2 separate regions of the Homo sapiens genome follow, and region 2 is linked to region 1. Evidence: chromatin loops called from intact Hi-C (ENCODE). Cell type or tissue: mammary epithelial cell. All regions are shown on one strand. Links, peaks and the distances in the headings refer to the core of each region. The heading gives the core; the rest is flanking DNA.

The links. Peaks named below come from ENCODE experiments on the same cell type or tissue, not always from the same donor. Only the 100,000 strongest peaks of a DNase experiment are listed, where the experiment ranks them.
Region 2: a loop joins it to region 1, with 13 times the contacts of the local background. A loop is called at or near these places in 10 of 110 quality-filtered maps.

What each region holds. Positions count from the first base shown.
Region 1 is chr2:188,978,923-188,988,421 of GRCh38, forward strand. It overlaps COL3A1 (collagen type III alpha 1 chain), which reads left to right. Exons shown (of 51, transcript NM_000090.4): 2 at 5,838-6,040; 3 at 6,275-6,325; 4 at 6,743-6,856; 5 at 8,137-8,217; 6 at 9,159-9,212. It overlaps LOC105373791 (a long non-coding RNA gene), which reads right to left and starts at 5,897. Exons shown (of 3, transcript XR_007087614.1): 1 at 5,789-5,897. In mammary epithelial cell, for the core only: CTCF peaks have their summits at 4,695 (motif pointing right) and 5,454; no DNase peak of the experiment used is centred there.
Region 2 is chr2:188,758,128-188,774,683 of GRCh38, forward strand. All of the region lies in intron 1 of DIRC1 (disrupted in renal carcinoma 1), which reads right to left. It overlaps LOC105373790 (a long non-coding RNA gene), which reads left to right. Exons shown (of 4, transcript XR_923685.3): 4 at 1-1,770. Among named protein-coding and RNA genes, the nearest start is that of DIRC1, 24 kb to the right of the region's middle. In mammary epithelial cell, for the core only: a CTCF peak has its summit at 7,576 (motif pointing right); a DNase peak (open chromatin) is centred at 7,594; H3K27me3 peaks cover 364 bases.

The DNA of each region.
Region 1 (9,499 bases), core at 1,490-9,489:
CAGAGTTTCAGTCTGTGTCTAATGAAAACACAGCAGAAGTGGATTCCTTTCAGATTAACTAATAAAACCCTTGTTTTTTTCCATGACTGAGGTCAAGCACTGCTGTTTAAAATGTAGTCTTAATGAACAAAATGAAACGTTGAAAGAGGACGAGTCAAAATGCCCAAAAGATGTAAACATCAAAGAGAAAAGATCCAGAAATTATTAAAAGTTAAACTTCCCTTGAATTCTAGTATTAAGAAAGTACTGCTTCAGTAAAATGGCATATATTTTTCTGAAACTGTTTTTCTATAGTATTTTGTGTGGAGGATGACAGAGACTGCATTTCTCAAGTAAATTAAAATCACAGAAATACTCTTTGGAGTTGCATAGCATGTTCACAACGTTCCAGTTTCATTCAGTGAAAACTTCTGATGAACTTAGATGTATATTAACATGAATCATTTAGTAACTATATTTTCTGAAAAACAGTGTGTTAATGAGACATCTTAAACATATTTTTGCATTGGATGCAGAAGTCTTTTCTGTCTGGTACTATTGTTGTTAGAACCCTACTTTTTTGTATATAGCAAAATGTATGCAGGGTTTCTGAGTCACACATTTATTCTGTTGGTGGTCTGGATGTCATCAGGGTAGCTTTAGAGATATAACCCTTCTTCATAAGGTCAAGAGAAAATAAACAGGAGAATTTAACTCCAGATGGCATCTTCCTGTTTTGAGGCCAGATAGAAAAATATTTTGCAAAGAACTGTTGTCCTTCAAAATATACCTATCTAGATTCAGATTTTAACCTTGCAGGGATAAAAAATCATATGGGACAGAGCTTTGGAGTTGGCTTCTTTAATCGTACTCAGTTTTGAAATAGCAGAAAGAAAATAGAATGCAGTAATTAAGAGTATCAAATTTAGAGAAAGCCTTCTTACACTCAGATCTTCTTTTTCACCCTGACTGTGTAACCTTGGGAAAATTACTTAATGTTTCTGCAGTTAAGATTCCTCATCTGTAAAATTAGGATTATGACAGCTGTAAGCTCATAAGGCCTTTGGGAGTATGAAGCAAAATAGATATTCAAACTACTCAGAGCAGTCCCTACAAGATAGGAGGTACTATAGCACTAGTTTTACTAACGCTGGCAAATAAAATTACTCTAAGGAAGAAATTAAAGTACTTAGTAACTTAGTGATAAGGATGGTGAAATGTAAAATTTTATTTATAAGACTATACAATTTAAAGTTGTTTGCCAAATGTAATAAGACAAGTAGAATATATTCTCTTCAATGTTTTTATAATTTGACACTAAGAAGATTTTATTATATATGCAATTGCTGGTGGTTAGATATATGATACTTAAAATTTTCTAATTATCTAATTATTTTTATTTTTAACAGGATAAAATATTAATCAACTTAAAGGACATTTCTAAGGAGATTGAATTCTAAAAGATTAATCTTTTAGACAATTCTAAAAGATTAATCTTTTAGACAATTCTAAAAGATTAATCTTTTAGACAATTCTAAAAGATTAATCTTTTAGACAATTCTAAAAGATTAATTGAATTCTAAAAGATTAATCAACTTAAAGGACATTTCTAAGGAGATTGAAAAAGCATATATCTATAAAATATGAAACAAGAAAATATCTACAAATGATAATTTATCAACTTTTTTTCCTGGAGGTAGCAAGAATAAATAAAATCTTATTTTCTATGCAAAACAGTGCTTTTAAATTAAAATTATTCACCTAGAATGTCTACAGATACTTTCTTCAGAGTCCTTTTTGTTAAGTAATCTAACATATTTTAAGATACTCTGATAAATACATAAGCAGCAGAAAAAATATTTTATTAAAATTTATGTTTTCCAAACAATATCATTTAAAAGGCAAACCAAACATTATTTCAATTGGAAACTATATGAATGCCAAATACCCACATGTACAAAATATTCAGCTTTCTAAAGTAATGAAAATAATTATGATAATTTATATATCATATCTGTGATTCTTAGATTTTCAGATTATACAACATCTTTTCCCAGATAAGGATTTAGTAAGAAGAGAAAAGGAAAAAACATTCACTTTTCATTCAAGCCAAATTAATTAATTTAATTAGGTGCTTTAGGGAATAATATTATTGCTCCAAAAATAGTATTAAGACAAACATAACATTCATTTTTTGTCCAAACAATATGATTTCTTCAAGTCAGCATGATTTAACATGAAGAATGGAAACAAAAAAATCACAAAATAGTAAGCTTTATGCACATCTAAAAATATAAAATTATGTTATTTGGCTTTATTTTTCTCTAAAATTCCAAAATAGAAAACTAGGAAAGAAGCAGCTAAGAGTGGTTTAAGACATGTGTTAGCTTCAATATGTTTTATATTATAGATCCCAGCAAGGAGATGATTGAGTTTAATACATTGCTTGTGTGATCACAAGTAAATTTCTTTCAGAATTGTACTTCGTAGTAAGGAACAGAAACACCAAATGACATGGGAGATGGAATTTAAAATTAATTATAAATTGGAACAGAGAGATTTAGTTTAAACAACTAAAATAATGGAAATAATTGGAAAGTCCATTACTTTTCAATAGTAGAATGAAATTATTTGCCTTTTATTTAATATTTTTGGAAAAAATTAACTTATTTTTTTAACCGAAGCTACTCTGAATGCAGATATCTAAGAAATGAAGAGAATAATATGAGATGACTTACTTCTAAATCCCATTTTCTATTCTATTTCTAAATGTTGCAAATGGCTAACTAGAGCATTTTTATTCCTCTAGAAACAAAACATTCTTTTCCTTGACTTTGCCATGATTTTCGCACATATTACTAGGTATTAAATGAAGGTCCATGAAACATCAATCTAAGAGCTTTAACTTTCAGTAGAATATATTGCTAACTATATTTTGTCATGCATGGAATAATAAAGGAAGCTATACAAAACTATTTTTTTCAGCAAAGGTAACTAAGGTAGAAAAACAGAGAAAGGGCTAATTTTCAGCCACAAGTTTTTACAGGAACTGACTTCTCAGGAGAGCCAAATTTATTTCAAGTGGATGTGAAATAAGTTATGGCAATAAATAAAGTTGCATTAATTCTTATTTTTTAAACATTCCAACTCTCTTTTTTTTACTTAAAACAATATGACTTTCTAAAGTAAAACAAAACATACATGCACCATGTTGACTGTCATGTGCAGGTGAGAAGAGAAAAATATTTTAAGAATATGATAATTTTTAAAATTGCACTAAAATAATCTTTATATTGAGGCCTCCGTGTTTTAAAAAGTACTATAATATGTTTCTAATAAAATTTAGAAACAATAAGCTAAATAACAACGTTAATACTTATAACATTGCATTTGACCCAATTTTAACAAACTCATTTACAATTTTAATAAGTCAATATTGTGCTCATTTATTTAATAATTAGCAGAACAAATGGAAAGTACTGTATTTCTAATGATGTGAGGACACCCTTAATGAGACATAAACATAGGAGGATGAATACACAGGAGGGAAAAGTATTTATGTTAATTTCTAGGCAGATCAAGAACATATAGAAGATACTTAAAATAGGAAATGTTTGAGCCTAGCTTTAACTATTATCTTCATTTGTCTTTAATATGCCTTTAGTATTCAATGGCTGTTTTTCATAATCCACGTGCTGTATTAAGTGTGAAAAGATATGCCTGATCCAGAGGCAATGAGCTAAAAGAATCATCTGTACAATCTAACAATGCTTTTGAGGATGGATCTGGAGGGCTTAAAATACACATTATTAATGGGAAAATCTTGGGCTGAAACTAATCTGTAGGAATATTTCATATAAAGTTGATTTGGAGAAAATTTTTAAGTGGTTCATTTTGAGAAAAGGAACCAATGTAATTACAGTGTTCCATGTAATTTTACTGCACAATCTTCCAAACCCAAATTTTCGGACCTTTTCTGCAGACTGGTGAACTTAGTACTTAAATATGAAACGCCAGTTCTGTCTAGAGAACAAAATGAGTTTAATGCATAGACTCACCTGTTATTACTCTTCACACCAATGTGTAAATGACTGTTTGCTCTTCTATTAAATATATTTTCCGTAACACCATTCAAATAGGCCTACTTCATTTCCACTGAGATAAGCATTTTGGTATTCAGCTTTTATATTCACTAAGAATTAAGAAATGCTGTTTTAAAAGCTTAGGAAATGTATATAGAAAATATATCCCATGTTCTCATATATGTGTTTCAGACATAGGGGAGGAATTAGAATAAATTTTCTAAATAAACAAATTATTTGCCTACTTAAAATTGCAATTAAAAAATGAAGCTTTCCTTCGTTAGCTGTAAACTACATTGAGAAATTGTAACATAAAAAAGAATGGATTTTTAAAACTTCTTGAGTAGATCAAGTGTCTTGTACAATATCATTAAATTTGTATCAGAACACATAAATGGAAATGAGGTGGGGAAGCAATTGCAGTACTTTCTAGAGTCTAGGTTTTGAAATTCTTTTTGGTGAACATTTACTAAATCAGCTAAACATTTCAACTCATTTAAACACAAACCTAAATTATTATTACCCTAGACAGAGAGATGATATAGCAACGGGACCTCGAAAAGGTGATCTTTTGTGGCTGCATGTAGTGCCCAGATGGAAAAATCTTAGGACCACTAAAAGGCCTCTTGACCACTAGGCGGCAAAAACTAATTTTGAACTACTTGCCTACTCGGTAGCAGGCCTCTTTCAATAGACATTTTAAATATCTTGGCTTTGAGAAAATAAAAATTTCACCATCTCACAAAAATATAAATTACTGAACAGTACATCATTTGTTGTTTGCAAAAATTTTTGCAGATGCTTAGAAACTTATTATTTATTTACTCAATTACTGGCAAACTATCATACTAATTGTCAAGAACTAAAGTTGTATTTAACCACAATACACAGCTAATGCCTTAAGAATTGAGACCAGGTTTTGTTTTGGCAATTCCTAAGCTGATTCATAGTTAATAGCTGCTGAAATTTCAGTACCTTGTATATAATTATGAAGCAAGTCTAAAATTTTGGTTGAAGCAATTTTTTTTACCATTTTAAGCCACAAATACAGATGGTTATGATTCATATTTTCCCTATTATTTTTACTTATTCCTTGCCAATGTTTATTTTAAAAACATCTTTTTCTTTTCTTTTTGGTGATTTGGAAATGTCTTTACATCCATATGGGATATACAATATATTATGTCATATCATGTTGAGCTACTAATGCCAAATAGAGCTAACAGTGACATTCAATACACATAATAAGTTCTGTTAAAACTTTCCCAGGAAAATCTGGTAGAGTTTTATGCTGCCAAGATTAGCTCAGTTTTCCCCTGAATTTCTCAACTAGGTTGATAAAATCCAGAAAGTCTTCAGAGTTAGTGACAAAATCATCTCTTTAGTTTAATGCTCCCATCTGCTGTTAAGGCAAAGAATAGCAATTGGGTAGAAGAGCTTATTTTCAATGTTCCTTTAATAAATAAATGTTTAAATGCTTGTGTGATATACATTGATGTTAATTCTTACTATAAATGAAATTAAAATATCTGCTGGTCTTAAGGAAAATTGACTATGGTGTGCCAATTTTATGTTAACAAGCAGATATGATATTTTAATTAATTTCTTGCTACTTAGCAAATTACATAGGGCAAGTATAATTTTCTAATGAAAGGAAGAAATTATTTGTTTCAAACCTTTTCAACTTTGGCTATTGTTAATAGTCCTAACAGAGTAACAAAAATCACCTTTCAGCAAAACCTAAGGAAACTTCACGTCATCTAACTTGTTTTTCAGCTGTTGAAGGAGGATGTTCCCATCTTGGTCAGTCCTATGCGGATAGAGATGTCTGGAAGCCAGAACCATGCCAAATATGTGTCTGTGACTCAGGATCCGTTCTCTGCGATGACATAATATGTGACGATCAAGAATTAGACTGCCCCAACCCAGAAATTCCATTTGGAGAATGTTGTGCAGTTTGCCCACAGCCTCCAACTGCTGTGAGTTTAAAGATAAACTGTACATCTTCAATATTCATATTTAGACACATGAATAGCTCCTATATCATAGGAGCCTAAAAGGGAATGAAAGTCATGTTCATCAAATAGCCATGTTTGTATTACGAGTAAAAAGTGACCGTTTCAATTTAAAGATAAGGATTGGTTAGAATCTGGGTTACTAAATAATATGCAAATTCTGTGTCTTGTTTAACTTGTTTCTTTTCCATTTATTAGCCTACTCGCCCTCCTAATGGTCAAGGACCTCAAGGCCCCAAGGGAGATCCAGTAAGTAAACATTCTTCAGTAGAATAAAATTAATACTAATGATAATTCTAGTAAGAGTTTGCTTTTTCTAGATTTGAGCTTTCATCATACATTCTCTTCATTACCACATATTTGAATAATGGCACCAAACAACAGACTGAGAATCCATAATTGTACGTGTAAAGATTTCAATTTCCCAAACTTCATATTATGTCTTCACCCCCATGATCAGTTTAAAGAAAATGTGTAGGTCAATATACAAAGGAATACATTATACTTAAATTATTCACAAGATTTTGATTAAAAAGTATGTGTTATAAAGAAAATATATTACTTATATTGTTTCCTAATATTATAAAGTAGAGAAACAACAATCTGATAATGATTGTGAATCACCAGGATTTTTCACTATTTAATTTATTTTTATCTCTTTTTTAGGGCCCTCCTGGTATTCCTGGGAGAAATGGTGACCCTGGTATTCCAGGACAACCAGGGTCCCCTGGTTCTCCTGGCCCCCCTGGAATCTGTGAATCATGCCCTACTGGTCCTCAGGTATAACAATTACGGTACTTAAAAAATTCCCTCATAAAACTATCTAGTTCATCTTCTTTCTTTACTCGATATTACGTCTCACTATTATGAGTTCTTTGTATCTGTTCTCTGATTCAGTGTATTTAATAAATCCTTATTTAGTGCTTCTATGTATTAGGCACTATTCTAAGTACTTTATAAGTATTCATTTTTCCTCATAATGCTAATGTCATTGCTACTATATCCTTGGAAAATTTGCTAATTTCTCAGCAGATATATAGCATACACATTATGTTTAAGAAGTGAACTATGAACTTAACAAAAAAAATTAACCTAAATAATTTAGTTAGTACTGTATCCATACTTTATTCTCCTACTAATACCAATGTCAAAGCCTCTAAAAGTTTAGACAAAAAGAAGTTGAAGAACTGTTAGTATTCCTATTGAACAGGATTATTTCTGCCTATGAAACTGCTCTTGCTAATACTTCAGAGCACACCTTGCTTCTCCTGAAGCATGGCAGCCAAATAAATCTGCAGGTAAAACAACCAAACAAATAAATATGACAAAATTTCTGTTGCATGGAATTAGGTGAAACGAGAAAATATATTACACAAATTTTTGTGAGGTTAAAAAGTGCATTTCAAAAAGCAATTCAACAAGAACCAAAGTATATTGTCTAAGTTATTCTTATTCTAGTAACCAAACAGAACCTAACTCTAGACCTGGAACTTAGAATTTAAAAAAAGCTTCAAAGAAATCTAATAAGCATATGAGCCTTTCTACTATTTTTTGGTTTATTTTCTATGGAGATGTTTATTTTTGAGTGAATCTTTTAGTCATATTAACCAGAATCCAGGGGATATGAATTTTACTTGTATCATTAAGTGTTTGAAAAATAATTTGACTTCATTTTTTTGCTCAAAATGAGAAGGTGTATTATATGATCTCGAGACTCTTTTGGCCTCAAACAGCCTATGATCCTATGTTTGTAATGATGTAGCTACTGCTTAGAAATAATAGCTTAAGTAAGCGCATAATAGGAAAAATTGGGGGGAACTAACATTGAACACAGTGGAAAGATTTGTGCATCCCACAAGAAAATGCTTCTGTAGGATATCTAACGTCTAAATCTACAGAAAGACACGATAAACAAGATAATTAGTGAATACATACCACATCTTTTGGCACACAAAAACCTATCAGTAGACAGTAGATGTTGCATGCACTTCTAAATGCTTTTTAAAAGAATTATGAACTGTCTGTTAAAATGATCATATCTATTTGTCTCCTTGCCACAGAACTATTCTCCCCAGTATGATTCATATGATGTCAAGTCTGGAGTAGCAGTAGGAGGACTCGCAGGCTATCCTGGACCAGCTGTACGTACAAATGTTTCTCAGCATTTTGGAGCTTTATTATCTTTCTGGTTTGTAAAATCTTGAATGGTTGCTCTTCTAGGAATTCAGTATTTTTATGGAATTGTACAAAATAGCTTACCCCTACTAAGGTTGGAAAAGAAAATGGTAGCATTATCATGTTCTTTCTATCTTATTCATATTATTAAACCTATTTTTAATCACATATAAATTTTTACTAAAAAAAAAAACCAAAGTCAACACTTATTAACATCTCAGAAAAGTGTTTATAAGAGAAAATGGAAATATACAAACTATTGTTTTATAAATTTACTATCAGTATTTAGAAACAGCATGTTACAAAACTGAAGCATACTGTTTTCAGCTTGCTGAAGGTTTTCTAGTTTAATCTGTATTTCTGAACAATGATAAATCAATTGTCCTATGTATGATGATTCTTGCATGATCATATAAATCTCTATGTCAATTAACTCTGTGATAGATATATCAACATAATTATGGGACTTTTGGGTTGATTTACATTATTATTTTAGATACTTGATTATAGGATTTCTAGTGTGCCAATAAATGTTTTTCTGCACTGAGTTTGGCTGCCAAGCGAGAAATTGCTTCTTCACCAGTGCAATATAACCCTAACATTGCAGGGATTTTCATAGCATTATGTACTAGTTTTTCCAGATTTTTAATTCCCTTCCTTAAGAGTTCAGGACAACATTTTATAACATTTATTAATAATTTATATAGAATCTGTGAGAATTTCATTACAGTAATGTTTGCTTGCTAAGATCTTCATTATAGATCTCATGAATAGTTATCAAAAAGTTATCAAAAGATGAGATATAGTTGTTCATAGTTTTAACAATGCGAGTGTCATTGCTTTGAAGCATGGATAAAGTGTATTTTGCATTCATTTATTTTGTTTTTCATTCAAATTCACATTCCAGGGCCCCCCAGGCCCTCCCGGTCCCCCTGGTACATCTGGTCATCCTGGTTCCCCTGTAAGTATAGCCATTGGTGGTGTTTTCTTCCTCATTTTTAGAAAAATCAAATTAATATATATTCTGCTATAATTCAGCCATTCCAGCATGCATAATCCCAGTTAACTAGAGAAATCATAACCAAGAAACTGATTAAGGCTTCAAAGATGGAATTCCATATTTAATTCCTTTCCACCAACAGTTATTAGCAATTGAAATCTTGGTAAAATTAAACCACATTAATTTGCATGTAATATGACTTTTAGTTCAAAACCATTCAGTTTTGATGGATTGCAATGAATGGAATG
Region 2 (16,556 bases), core at 3,240-11,239, 220 kb before region 1:
TAATTGTTGTTTAGTATGAAAGTACAGAATTGTAGCCACAGACACAAAGAAAGATTGCACCTAATCTTTTGTCCATGTACCTCTCCAGGTGCTTACAAGAAAGGTTTAGGATACCAGAGACAGCTCCTGCTTAATGCAAGCATTGGGGAGAAATTTACCAACCACTGTGAGAAAGGCACAATGAACTTGTGTATCATTATTGCCTTTTTGGCACAAAGTCCCAACTAGATCATTCTTGTCTGTCTACACATTGAAAAAAAAAAGCCTTGCACCACTGAAAGAGGGACACAATATATTATATCTTTCAGGAAATACATGGAAATCCATTGTAGTGTGGGAAAATAAAGAGAAAAAAAGCACTTGATGTTGGGACAAAGTAGGACATTAGAAGTCCTCTACCACAGTGGAGGCAGGATCACTGAAAAAGACCTAAGACCTGGGAATATAGGGTTTGCCTAAGACTGATGCTAAAGCAGAACAAGAGAAAAGCCTCTCCATTCCCCAGCACCATACTACCAAGTAATGTGTGTTAAGTAATATCAGTCTACTGCTGAAAGAGAGGCAACAACACAGAGAGAGGTCTTCTCTGATTAGTAAGGCTATAAAAAAATATAGAACTAAAGACAGAACAGAATCGTTGAGGAAATCTCCCTGAAACTAAGGTCCTGTCATAAGCTCAAAGAAAAGCTAGAAAACATTTAAACCAATGGTGTCCCCAAATCATTGCAACAGCAAAACCTAAATCTTGCTCAAACCCTGACTAGATTAACTCAATCTGCCAGGCTAAAAGTCTAGCATAAAGAGACATGTTCATTTCACACATAAGCAATATTTATTTTCATCTATATTGTCTCAGACACAATGTCCAGTATCTATCAAAAAATTACAGAACAATGAAGTGAGAAAAACAATATGCTGGCAAGATATATTGGAATCAATAAAACCAGGTCCATATATGATCCAAATATGGAACTATGGAACTATGAAACAGAAAATTTAAAATAACTAAAATTACTGTATTTAAAAACTTTTTTTAAAAAAAGTGGATAGCATGCACATACTAGAGTTGAGAAAAAAATTATAAAAACAGATTTTATTTATTTATTTATTTATTTTGAGATGGAGTTTCGCTCTTGTTGCTGAGGCTGGAGTACAATGGCACGATCTCGGGTCACCACAACCTCTACCTCCCAGGTTCAAACGATTCTCCTGCCTCAGTCTCCCAAGTAGCTGAGATTACAGGCATGCGCCACCAAGCCTGGCTAATTTTGTATTTTTAGTAGAGATGGGGTTTCTCCATGTTGGTCAGGCTGGTCTCAAACTCACAACCTCAAGTGATCTGCTCACCTCAGCCTCCCAAAGTGCTGGGATTACAGGCGTGAGCCACTGTGCCTGGCCAAAAACAGATTTTAAATTTCATCAGAATGATGAAAACTGTAAGGAAGAAAGAGAAATGATGGATATATGAAACATAGTAGTTGAAATAAGAAAAATGCCTTTGACAAAGAAAGAAGAATTGGTAAATATGAAGATAGTTCAATAGAAAGAAACTAGGCTAAATCACAAAGAGCAAAAAGAAAAGACTAATGCATGCAAGACCTTAGGGACGACATTAATCAGTCTAACATAGGTGTAATAGGAGTCACAAAAGAAGAAGAGAAGCAAAACATGGAAGGGAAATACTGTAAGTTAGTGGCTGAGAATTTTTCAAAAAATAATGAAAGATGTGAAACCACAGATCAAAGAAATTCATAGAGAACCAAGCAGAATAAACTGACTAGCTATTTAACTAAATAAATAAATCACCTAAAATAGCATATGAAAAATGCTAAAAACTAAAGGTAAAAAGGAAATCTTGAAGGAATCCAGAAAAAAATAACATATTTAAATACAGAATAATATATATTTTACGTATCTGTATATATATATGTATATATATATATATATATATATATATATATGTCTATGAATGATAGCAGACTTCTCAAGACTGCATTCAAAATTACAGAAACCAGAGGAAGTGACATGTTTAAAATGCCAAACAGACCAGAAAAGGTCAACCCAGAATACTTTACCAAGTATAAATAACTTTCAAAAATAAAAGAGAAGGCTTGTTTCAAACAAACAGACAGGAGATAATTTATAACAATAAACACCTACAACAAAAATATTAAAAGAAGTTCTTCAGGCAAAATTAATATCATAGCAGATAAAAACTTGTATCCACACAACTGACTGAGGAGCAATGGGAGTTTTATGTATAAATAAAAGTACATATAATACAAAGAAAATTAATTTTCTTTCTTATTTTAATTGTTCTATTGACTAATGAATAATGAAGCTTAATGAGAGCTTCAACATATTCAGCTCACAGTTGGACTCTGTTTCAAACCTGAAATGTAGTTATTCTGTGTGGTGGGTTGTTATCCAAAGCTGAATGTTAAAAATCAAATATTTATTATTTGCTTTAATGTAGATTGGCGTCTAAAAATATTTAATCAACAAGTGAACTAAATGACAATTCTTATCCCCTGTTACTCATCATCAATACTGAATAAGCCAATTTAAAATTATTAAAGTTATTTCCTTCTTACAGCTTGTGAAAACAATTATAAGGAAAATGTTGGAGAAGAGGAAATGGAGATATAAAGAAAATAATGATTGTCTACTTGAAACAGAAAAATTACTGTCTTCAACCAGATAGATTTAATCAAATTTCAGTGATAATAAAAAAGTCTTATATGAAGTCTTATATGAAGGATATAATTTTGATAACATGAAAGCCAACAATTAGCAACTAAAGGCCTTAACACTCATAGTTCATAATTCAAAAACAAATAGTGCTTTTCCAACAGTATCTGTCATTGAAATCCAGGTACATGTTTGTTAGTAAAACAGAGTTTAATAGCAAGGTGAACATTTCTATTCAGTACTCTTTCTAGAATTTTGCTAATAAAGATATAAAGGAAAGAAGGTTGAATGCCAATAAATCTATGTTGGCAAAATGTTCATAGAGATTTAATGTCAAATATAAATCTTTTACTTCCAATTTTATTAAAGAGCCCCATAACTATGCATCATTTAGAGATCAGTGCATAATTCCAACATCCAAGGTTATTGTAACCTGAGGAAAAACCATTCTTAGTGATTAAAACTTCTAACTTATCAAATATTCGGTTGGTTTATTTTTCAGGGAAATTATACTAGCAAGTATCTCTGTGTGATGCAATATTTATATGTTCTTCTTGACAATTTTGGACAGGAAGCTGTCAACTGAGGAACAAAATCTAAAACATATCACAAAAGAGTGTATTTTGCAAAAACATGAGCCTTTCAATCAGAGGCTATTCAAGGGAGCATATGAGATCTCTTTGAGAAAACACAGTATCTGCAATACAGGGAGAAAAATTAAACTAATGATGTAAAAGCGCTAGTCTTCAAAGAAAATGATTCAGATTTAAGCTGCAATTGACAGAAATAATTGCCTGGTCTTATCGCTTTATCAACATATAGCTTTCACTTTCTTGGTGGTTGGTTTTGAAAAATTGATATTAATTAGATAATTAATTATGTATTATTAAAATTCCTGTGTAAAAAGAAGCCTTCTGTAGGTTCTTAATACACAATGACTTTCTTTACAATAATTGGCAAGTAAAGTAAAATGAAGTACAATGTATGGGAATTTTGTGAATTTATTTTACTCCTCAAACATTAATGTCATATGTATCATTTAACTTATTAAGTTTAAAATGTACAGATACCATTTTAATTTTAGATGTAACACTAAATTGTGAAATTTCAGGGGCACCAATTTACTTACTGAAATATAAATGGATATGCTATTTTAGCAGGAGTTGTTCTGGTAGTCTGTATGAGCAAGCTCATCATCCTTTTCTGCATATAATATAATATATGCTTTAATAGGCCAGAGATCACCAGGGAAATAACACAGAAAAAATGGAGTTTCAAAAGTAAACATACGCTTCTTTATACACAATAAAGAAAAGAAATCAGTACTTAAATACCATTAGGATTAAGAGCTTCTTCATCAAAAATAGAGACAACAGACGTGTTGAGGGAAAATTAATATAGAAACAAAATAGCAAATATAACATTGAATAGAAAAAATTAGCTAATTACAGTCTTTCATCTCTGCTTACTAGAGAAGCAAAGCCCAATTTTAAAGAAATGGAAATTGTTAGTGAATGCCAAGTGGATTTTTCCATGTGTTAAAGCTCTTTGGCGTAGAACCTATATGTATTTATCCAGATGTTAAATGTGGGAATTATGATGTTTAATGGTAACTGGAAGTGCATTTGAAGTACAGAATAGTAATAAAATATAGGTAACTATTTTTGCAAAAAACAATTCTATTTCATTCCTAAAGGAATCTAGGATCATACTCTGTTATAAATGTTAAAAAAATGGAGGTACAAACAAACACAAAATTGCATTACTTCTAAAGTTCACACTTTAGTTCACAAAATAGATTGAAATTTTCTAAAAAAGGTTGGATGTGAAATATTCAATAGTCTCTAAAAGATACATTTTAATATTATATGTTTAGGAATAACATTTTCTGAGTGTGCTCTGGTAATTCTTTCCATAGGAGGCTATAGGAGTGAGGCAGTACTGTACGGTGGGTAAGAACACGCACTCTGGGTCACCCAGATCTGGGTTGTAACCCAGTCCTACCATGTATAAACTGTGTGAACTTGAGAAGATCACTAACCTCTCAGAGCCTCAGTGTCCTTATCTGTAAAAAATGATGAGTACCCACCCCAAAGAACTCCTGTGAGTATTAAAGTCAATCAATTCAAATGATTATGATTATTATAATCAACAAGAAATTCTGTTCACAGTGTACTAGGTTGATTATGATTATTATGACCATCAAAAATGACCAAGTGTATAACAGAATAATTACACTCTTCTTGTTTCATGAAAGATATTACCACCAATGGTGCCCCAAGGTTTGGCTGATACCACTGAGAGATCTGTTGTCACATAAGAGGTGCCCCCCAACCCCAAATCATTCAGTTTTCAGTGAGCTTCAAGATCATTTTACCTCCATGCCTTGTGACTCTGAAAGTCCTTTTATCTCATTAGTTTCCTTAGTCTTCAGGAGCATAGTGAGTATGTGAAGAATCTAACATAAGATTGAGAAAAGTAGGCAGGTGCTAGGTTCGTATAGATTCTTGAAGATCATGCTAAGGAATTTTGTTTGTGTGCAATGATAAATGCATGAAAATATCACCATGGTTGCTGGGAGAAGGAAAAAAAGTGGCACTAATATTTGGTAAACACATATGGTACAATGATAATCAGCCGTGTAAATTCAGATTGAAATCTAAAACGGGGGAGAATCTCATAAGAATTTATATAAAAAGTAAATATGTTCTAAAGATATATAAAATACAAATTATCTAATTCATTTTTCAATATTTAACTTTTGCTCCAAAAATGTTTGAGAAATGGTTCTCAAAATGACTAAGCTAATAAAAAAATTAATATTTGGTTAACTTCCACTTTGTAACTCATGTTCTAGAAACTACATTTTATTTCTGTTACTTATTCCTCTCTTTGCTTTAACCATTATTAGTTTTCTTAAAAAGTCAGTTAAAATTATGTCAAGAACACATTAATCCTTGATATTCTACTAATCTTTACATCATTCTGAAACCTATTATTCAGACTAAATGAGCAAGTTCTCATGGAGTACTAATAAGAATAAGGTCAATGTTTTCATCTCCATAGTACATTAAGTAGCTTTGCTCAAAGCAAAACTCATGGTCTCAGACTCACCATTAATTCATCTAAGTTCATTTAAAAATTTTGCATTAGTCAAGGGTTGGGTTCCAGAACTTGATTATAATTGCTAGAAGTCAATCACAGAGGGGTAATTAAAAATGAATTGCTCCTTACTTAACTGAGAAAGCAGAAACTCAAAAAGGAACATTGGCTCCCACTGAAGAGAATGAGATTGAATGTCAATGACCCCGCTTCCAAGCCCAGTACTGTCATTATCTAATTTCCGAGAATGACTGGTTAAAACATTTTAGCTTAAAAAATAAAGTAAATAGTAATAATAATAAAGAGAAGAAGTAAAAATGTATTCCCCTCAATTTATTAAATAAGTGAAGTACATGGAATATAAGTCTAACTTTTGCAGAGAGGAAGGTCATTAGGATCTTTAGCATTTCCAAGAAACTTATCTTCTAGTTCTTACAAATATCCTTAGTGGGGTCTATAGTGGATTTACTTATTTTGCATAATATGATTCCCAAGTTCAAAAGGAGAAAACTTGCTGAGAAGAAGGTCTCTGGTGGTTAAGCAAGCAATTCCTTAGTATTCAGCAATAACAAATGCAACGAAGAAAAAATAGAATACCAATTATATCCAATGCAAAAGATTGGAAAGACAGACCCTATTTGGTCAATAACATCTTATAATGATAGAAATTCAGGGAAAGTCCACAAGCAGAAAAGTATGACAAAGCAAATGAGAAATAAAGTAATGAAAACTATAAGAGAAAATAACATTATCACAAGGCAGCAAGGGTCATTATTTAGTCCAATGCTCCACATTCACAACTGAATCTCTAGCTTTTTCTATGCAGCACAGTAAAATGATTTGAGAAAAAGGCACAACATTCTATATTTGGGGGGAATAGTTCTACCAAGAAAGGTTTACATTTTAAAAAGGAGGGGAAACAAAGTTTTATAGAACATTAACTTGCCCGACGTCACTTATTTCTCGGGGTTGTTGCATAATTGAGTTTTTAACTTTTCCTTTCAATGACATAACATGAAGTGTTGCATTTATTATTGTTTAAATTATATTGTTATGTAAATATTTGGTCTCTTCTTGTTTAAAAAAATTATTTCTTACAGAGGTATTATGTAAAAGTACAATAGCTTGTATTTAGTAAGTCTTCAATAATTACATATTGATTGATTATATTGTACATTGATTACTGATAAAATTATGTTTATTCCTACTTTCTTAGTTAAACTTTAACTCATTCATTCACATTCTAATTAAACTGGATATTGAATTTTTAAATTAGGAATTATAAACCTAAAACACATTGCTAACATTTATCAAAAATGAATAGTTAAAACATGAATAGATCCATACTAATGCTGTAACATTACACATAAAAAACTCTCACTTCTAAGTATTTTCACTAATTTAATTATTAGGATTTACTGATAGATTTCCAACTTAAGTAAATTAATATTGAAATATATTGTCAGTGTTAAATTTTAGAAGTGTATTGAAATATCATTCAAAAAAAGTCCTTTCCTTCCTTCCTGTGTCTTCCTTCTTTTCCATTCTTGCTGTCAGCCCCATATTTCAGTCTCTTTTTACTCTCTTTAGTATTATGTAGTGGCCTAAAATTATGAAGTCACCTTCATGCCTACATCTTTTACCAACTTCAGCTATTGAATATTGCTGAAAAATTAATTCTTCTAAAGCATGTGTATGTTGTTGTGTCACTAGCCTGTTAGTATCTCCATTGGCTTTCCTGATGAATGAGGTCCACGCTTCTCATCTTAGCCTTCAAAGTTCCCCACAAGGGGGCCACAATCTAACATTAGTGCTGGCTGTGTACCAAACACACTGAACAATTAACTACTCTATAAATTACTCATGACATGTGAATACTTGACTCCATTCTCTCTATCTGAATGCCTTGCCTTCTGTATTTCTGTATGCCAAAATATTATTCGGCCTCAAAGATGAGCTAGTTATTTTCCGGTGAATACCAATGGATTTTATTTGAGTCTGTCATATTGTTTTATCATCCTATCATAGTTTTGTGATTATGTTCAATGTCTCAATTTATTTGGAAAACTACCCAGTAGGGGTTGTTTTGTTTTCCTTGCAATCTCCTCTCTGCTCAGCATTGTACTTTTTTCACAGTAGATTCATTAAATATTAGTTAAATAGTTGAACTGAAATGTAAATGTGCCTTACTTTCCAAGTTGCCTTACTCAGAACTGAATATTAAATGTTTTGAAGTTGATGTAATTTGTATCCCTATGTTACTAAACCAAAATAGAAATTGTCCCATTTTGCATTTGTTCCCATTGTTTTCCATGGAATTGTCAAATGCTAAAATCTGATTTCAATTAGAAGAAATAGATAATGCATATAATTAGTGGTCTTGGAAGGATAAAAGAAAAATAAGCCACATTCCTATCTCATTAGAAATAAGAAAATTTGCTTTCTGAGGTGCTGGCTAACCATGAACCAAATCTCTGGGAGAATTTTTACCAATGAGTAAAGTCTCTCATTCAGTGGTTGTATTTATTGCCTAAAAAAGTGATTCTTAATTTTTTGGAGGTTATTTTTGTTTCATGATACTCATTCATCCTAAATATCCTTTCTTTAGAGTATTTGTGATTTCAAAAAAGATTAAATGAATTAAGATCTACTTTGTTCTGAAATCTTTAAGGGATAGTGGGGCTTGAGATTTCTATGATGCTGTTGAAAATAATTTTGGACATTCCGGGTTATTGCACAAGCAGATTGAGAAGCTCTGGCTTATGTCATTCAATGGTGCCACTTTCTTAACAAGAACACATATTGTGCATTTTATAAACATCTAGCCAGAATTAAATACGTAATCAGATTTTCAGCACTTTGAATCAAAATTTAATGATATGGTGAATCTAAGAAAATTTTTGGTTTGACTTGCGTAATTCATTAAGTCTCTCTATATAACCTTTTTACATTTATTAATAGCCACTAAAACATTTGACATTTCTTATTTGTTAAGTTTAAGTAATTCAAACAATACATTTTCCATCCAATGATAATTCCTTTTGTCTAAATATCATTTTATTAGAACCAGAATTTTTCCTGCATGTTGCTGCTTTACTCAGTGAACATTTGCATAATGTCAAACATTTGTTGTCCATGTTTTTTTTTTCACACCCTTTAAATTCTTTCAGCCCTTTTCTCTCTTACTCATCAGTTGGCTTAGATGAGAAGAATTACTTTTACCTGTTTGAATATGTCAATTCCATATATTTACAGAATACCTCTCTTCTTCATATTCCCATCAACTTTCTGAGACAAATATACCCAGAATGTTAATGTGGTTTTAAAAGAAACATACATAAACAAGTTATTGTTAAATTAATTATCCAAGAATAAAAATGGCTTTTAACACGTGTTCCATTATCCATCCACACAATGAAGACAAGCTGTTCTCTACTACTTTACAGAATTTGGCAGAGGAAGACTTTGAACTGTGAACTGAAGAAGAGAGAGAAAAGAACTCTATATAGATAGTTTACATATGTGTCCATGAGATTTTTCCTAGTGTGCACTAAAGTCTGTAGAAAATAACTTACAATGTCCTTGGTATTTCATGTGCTGTTTTATTGTCAATGTGGTAAAATTTCCATTGGCATAATTAATTTTACATTAAATCTCACCTTCCACTTTTGTGAAATTTTTTAAACAGTTGAGAGAAAACACTGCGTAAACAGAATTTTTTGGCAGCCTTGTACGACCTATGTGCTCTGAGAATCAGAGTTGGTGTGGTGGCCACCTCTCACTTACTTTTCCCCCATGTAAATTCTGCATTTTGGCAAACAAAAAAATGCTGAATGCCAAAGTTATGATAGAAAGTTCATGATGGTAATTTGTGAAATTTAAAATATAAAACAATTGTGGAAAATAGTCACCATACCTTATGTGAAAAATATCCTTGATATGAGCATATTCAATGTTGTTTAACAATATTTTAAAATGAGTTAAAACAGCAAAATGTGGATTTAATTCTCAAGAAAGGCCTTTCCAGATTAAAACACATAAGTAGACACAAACACATAGATGACACAATTTGATATGAAGTTAAATCTACCCACTGGAGCATACATCTCTTCACAGCTCTGCAAGACTGCTGGTTTGGTCTCCCGTTTTTAAGAACGGGAAAATCACTTCTCATAATTATACAACAAAGAGAGATCTTTTTCTTTTTTTAAATTTTTTTTAAATTATACCTTAAGTTCTAGGGTACATGTGCACAATGTGAGGGTTTCTTACATATGTATACATGTGCCATGTTGCTGTGCTGCACCCATTAACTCGTCGTTTACATTAGATATATCTCCTAATGCTATCCCTCCCCCTTCCCCACCCCATGACAGGCCCCGGTGTGTGATGTTCCCCTTCCCGTGTCCAAGTGTTCTCATTCTTCAATTCCCACCTGTGAGTGAGAGCATGCAGTGTTTGATTTTTTGTCCTTGTGATAGTTTGCTCAGAATGATGGTTTCCAGCTTCATCCATGTCCCTACAAAAGACATGAACTCATCATTTCTTACAGCTGCATAGTATTCCATGGTGTATATGTGCCACATTTTCTTAATCCAGTCTGTCATTGATGGACATTTGGGTTGGTTCCAAGTCTTTGCTATTGTGAATAGTGCTGCAATAAACATACATGTGCATGTGCCTTTATAGCAGCATGATTTATAATCCTCTGGGTATATACCCAGTAATGGGATGGCTGGGTCAAATGGTATTTCTAGTTCTAGATCCTTGAGGAATCGCCACACTGACTTCCACAATAGTTGAACTAGTTTACAGTCCCACCAACAGTGTAAAACTGTTCCTACTTCTCCACATCCTCTCCAGCACCTGTTTCCTGACTTTTTAATGATCACCGTTCTAACTGGTGTGAGATGGTATCTCATTGTGGTTTTGATTTGCATTTCTCTGATGGCCAGTGATAATGAGCATTTTTTCATGTGTCTGTTGGCTGCATAAATGTCTTCTTTTGGGAAGTGTCTGTTCATATCCTTCGCCCACTTTTTGATGGGGTTGTTTGTTTTTTTCTTGTAAATTTGTTTGAGTTCTTTGTAGATTCTGGATATTAACCCTTTGTCTGATAAGTGGATTGCAAAAATTTTCTCCCATTCTGTAGGTTGCCTGTTCACTCTGATGGTAGTTTCTTTCTTTCTTTCTTTCTTTTTTTTTTTTTTTTTACAAGGTCTAGGGCCCTTTATTTTATTTTAGTTCTGGATTACATGTGCAGGTTTGTTACATAGGTAAACATGTGCCATGGTGGTTTGCTGCACTTATCAACCCATCACCTAGGTATTAAGCCCAGCATGCATTAGCTATTTATCCTGATATTCTGCCTTCCCCAGCCCCTCCCCAGAAAGGCACCAGTGTCTGTTGTTCCCCTTCCTGTGTCCATGTATGTTCAGCTCCCCCTAATACATGAAAACATGTGATGTTTGGTTTTCTGTTCCTGTGTTAGTTTGTTGATGGTAGTTTCTTTTGCTGTGCAGAAGCTCTTTAGTTTAATTAGATCCCATTTGTCAATTTTGGCTTTTGTTTGCATTGCTTTTGGTGTTGTAGACATGAAGTCCTTGCCCACGCCTATGTCCTGAATGGTATTGCCTAGGTTTTCTTCTAGGGTTTTTATGGTTTTAGGTCTAACATTTAAGTCTTTAATCCATCTTGAATTAATTTTAGTACAAGGTGTAAGGAAGAGATCCAGTTTCAGCTTTCTACATATGGCTAGCCAGTTTTCGCAGCACCATTTATTAAATAAACCATTGCTTGTTTTTATCATGTTTGTCAAAGATCAGATGGTTGTAGATGTGTGGTGTTATTTCTGAGGTCTCTGTTTTGTTCCATTGGTCTGCGTTCAAAATAAGTTTCCTGACACTTTAAATAGAGGATCATATTATTTATAAGTAGTATTCATTTCCCCACCCTCACTTATAAATAGTCCCTTACTTAAAAGCAATTTCCTAGACTTGCTAATTATTCAGATGCATTTGATATGCTGCACAATATCCACCAAAATGCTACAATCTAGCCTAAATCCTAGTTAAAAAAAAAATGAAAGGAGGAAAACAAAGATAAAGGAAAACATGGGAGATGTGTCGGAAAATCAGACTGACAAAACAATTCATGTTCTCACCCATGCTGAATTTAACTCATTTCTCAGTTCTTGATATTAACTTAGACAGTGACCAGGCAACACTCTCACTGCTAATGGCATCACATTTATACAGAAGTACATAATTACTATACTTTTATAATATAGGATTATGACTTTTATAATAAACATCCAACTCAGCCTATTCCACTTGTATTTCGGTTACCTAAAGCATAGTGTCAGGGGGAAAGGAGTTTGTTATATGTTATTTTTTAAAAAATTTTTACTTCTCATCATTTGAATTTAAAGAATCTGTTTTTAACTTAACAAGAACAGTTTTGAGATTTCTTGTAACTCTTAGGTCCAAAGCTGGGTAGAATGTGTTCTTCTAAATGAAACGTGGGTGAAAGTGTTGTAGTGGACATGCATGGCTGGAACAAAGCTGGCTGGTCAGCCTGCCACAGCCACGTTGAGAAAGGGGAATAAGAAAGAGCTAACGTGATTTTTAAAGAGGTGCCTATGCTCAGTGATGGTTTCTGCCAGATTTAGTCATGTGCAAATTTTTATGTTTTCAGAATTAGGCCATTTATTATTCTGCTCCGTGAAAATTAATTAGACGCTAATTAAATCCCAGGCATGGTAAACAAATCATGGTTTCATGGAGTTTATAATCTAGTGAGAAAGACAAACATTAATCAAACTAGCATCATACAAATATATGCTTTTTTATATATAGCAATAAATATATTCTTGGATACTATGGAGAATTAGGTGTGTGAGACTGTGAGAATGTAACGTAAGAGTGTTTGACCTGACCTATAAGGCCCAGAAAGTCTTCCCTAAGAAGGTGAACTATGAAATACAACTGGGAGTTAACTAAGGAAAGAAAACTGTGGGTAACAGCAGATATGCTACATGCAGAGGAAACGTCATGTGCAAAGTCCCTGTGATGAGAATCAGTTTGCCTGTTTTCTTATCCAGCAGCCGTTGGTTAAATGAGATGTCACATCCCTCTGATGCTTGAACCAATACTACAAATACACTCCGCAGAGGGGCTTGCAGCCATTTTCCAGAATGATTGTTACCTGAAGACAAATAACTCCCAGATTTTTGAGAACTGTTGTATCTGATTCTAAGCTGTAACTGACACCAGAGAATCCCGAACCCCATCTTTCCCTTGGGTTGAATTACAGATTTGTGAATACCGGGTGATGTAAGGAGAGTTCAATGTGTCTCTGAACCACATTGTAGTGATTTTCCCCATCCCAGAATGTTTACATGAGATGGATTTAAATGATGTCTTGTAGAACACTCAATTGGTTCTTTGGTGGCTGGAGTAAGAGCCATTAAGCCAGGAAAGGCCAAATGGGAGCCCTTGTACCACACAATGACCACCACTGTGACCAGTGTGAACCCAACAGTCCCTGACCTGACAAAGATGTTGAATTAGAACAATACTAATACTACTGAAGACTTAAAAAAGCAGGATAGAGTCTCCATGATAGGTCCACTCAATTGATCTATTTAGCCCTAACCCAAACCAGGTAGACTGTGGAAGCTCTAAAGTTAACTGCATTGTAGCTCTAATAGAAGTAGCTGAGCAAGAAGTACTATTGTGGCATATCAGCCCAGCCTTTCACACTTGTTCTTTTCAAATTTATCAATAAAGGGAATTGAAAGTAGTTTGCTAATTTATGGGAAAGAAAGTAGTGCACATTCACTATCTTGATCACTAAAGTAACACCCCTGTGGTCTGTCACAATATAGTCTGTTGGGTCATTGATTGTTTTAATGTTCTGTGGGATATCATCCTTGTCTGCTGCATGAATGATATCATGCTAACTGAACATGATAAGCAGTATGTGGTAAGTATTTTGTATGCCCTAGTCAGATACTTATGAACATGGAAATGGTAGGATATAAACTCCATGAGGATTCAGTCATTTGCTAAATTAGTCAACATTTTGGGTGTCAGAAGTATGCTAGAATGCTCCTTTGTGAAGTTAAATACAAGTTATTGCCTCTTTCACCCCTTATTACTAAGAAAGGGGCATGCCACTTGAAAGTTTATGAGGATGTTGAAGGCAGTATATGGTACATTTGGGGACACTTCTCTTCCATATTTATCAAGTGAATCCTAAAGTTGTCAATAGAAGAAACTAGCAAGTCAAGGATGCCATACATGTTGTTCAACCACTCAGGTTGTAGATATGGCACATCCAGTGGTGCTAGATATGTGTGTGGTAGATAAGGATGCTCAATGGAGTCTTGGTAAAAATAATAGCAGTGTAGCACAAACTCCTAGGATTATGGAGCTACTCTATCTTTAAAGAGCAAAATGTGGCTAAATACAATAGATTTTCTTTCTCTTGAGTTTTCTAAATTATGTTTGACAATAAACACCACGATAATAACACTGTCTGATTTGGTTCTAAATATCTGTGGAGAAAAATATTTAAGACAGTTATATTATAAATGAGAAAGGGTCAAGGAACATAAAGGAATATAAGGTTTCTTCATATTGCTCTAGTTGGTAAAATGACAACAGTAGCATATGAGGTGTGTGTGTGTGTGAGTGTGTGAATACATATATAGTAATAACTGGAGTAGTCAGTGAAAAGCTATACAAAAGGACACACTCAAAAACAGTATAAATCAAAATAGGTTTCTCCAAAATGTTCAAGTAGCACACAGAAAGGTAAGAAAAAGACAACAGAGATGAAAATCAGAAAGAACAGAAGAAAAAAATAAAATGGCAGACACAGTGCTAAATATTGTTATAATAAATGTAAAGTCTTAATGAACCAGTTAAAAAACAAAGATTGACAGGATAGATTTAAAAATATGATCCAAATATATGCTACCTACAAAAAACTAACTTCAAATAAAATGGTAAAGTGAGGTTGAAGAAATTAGGAAAAATTAAATATCTTGCAGACATTAATTGAAAGAAAGCAGAAGCGGCTAAACTAATGTAGTAACATGCCATGAAATGATATTTTAGTCAATGACAGACTGCATATACCATGGTAGTCTCATAAGATTACAAAATTATATTCTTACTGTACCTTTTCTATGTTTAGATACACAAATACTTACCATTGTGTCCTAATTGCCTACATTATTTAGCACATAGCATGCTGTTCAGGTTTGTAGCCTAAAAGCCACAGGATGTATAATATAGGCTAGGTGTTTAGTCAGCTGTACTATTTAGGTTTGTACAAATACACTCTACAATGTTTGCACAATAATGATATTGCTTAATCACTCATTTCTCAGAAAGTATGTAATAAGAGATGCATGCCTGTATTACATAGAGTAGAATTCAAAGTAAATTACCAGAGATAGAAGGACATTATACAATTACCCCTCCATATCAGTGGGTTCTGCATCCATGGAGTCAACCAACCATAGATAGAAAATATTTATTTTAAGAAAGGATGATTGCATTTCTATTGAACATGTAAGACTTTTTTGTCTCTTGTCATTATTCCCTAAACAATACAATATAACAACTATTTACATAGCATTAGTATTATAGTAGGTATTATAAATAGTCTAGGGATGATTTAAAGTATAGAAGAGACTATGCCTAGATTATATGCAAGTACTATGCCATTGTATATAAGGGACTTGTATTTTGGTACCCATGGGGGTTCCGGAACCAATCCTTGATGAATATAAAGGGATGAATGTATGGTGATAAAATAGTCAATCTACAAAAAAGACATAGTGAACCTAAATGTTTATGTACCATACAACAGAATTGCAAAATGTATGAAGCAAAAATGATTCACATGAAAGATAAATAAATAAATAAATAAATAAATCTTTAATTATTGTAGTTGTAGATTTTAACACTCCTCTGTTAACAATTGATAGAACATTTAGACAGAAAAACAGCAAGGATATAGAACCTAACAACACCACTTCTAAACAGAATCTAATTGACATTTATTGAACACTTTCCTCAACAACAGCAAAGTACATCTTCTTTTCAAGTACTCATGGAACATATACCAAGGCAGGTCATATCATTAGCCATGAAACAAATGTCAACAAATTTTTAAAAACTGAGATAATATGGAATGTTCTTTCCAAATACAATACAATCAAGCAAGAAGTCATCAATAGAAAGATAACAGGAAAATCTTTTAACATTTGAAAACTAAGCCACATACTATGAAATAACTCATGGCTCAAAAAGGAAATCTCAAGGGAAATCAAGAAATGCAGTGAACTGAATGAAAATGAAAATACATCAAAATTTTTAAGACACAGCAAAAGCAGTGCTGGAAGGAAAATTTGTAAGATTAAAAAGAGTATAGTAGGAAATAAGAAAAGTTGCAAATCAATAGTCTAAGCTCAATAATCAAGAAAAAGAAAAGTAAAATAAACCCCAAACAACTAGAAGGAAAGAAATAATAAAGATAAAAGCAGATATCAGTGAAACTGAAAAAAAAGAAAGAGAAAAAGCAATGAAACAAAAAGCCTGTTCTTTAAAACTATTAATAAAATATTCAAACCCCCAGCAAAACAAAGAAATAAGAAGACAAAAAATACTAATATCAGGAATGAAACAGGGCCTATTACTACAGACCAGATACAATAAATATTAATAGGACAAAAAATGAATAATATG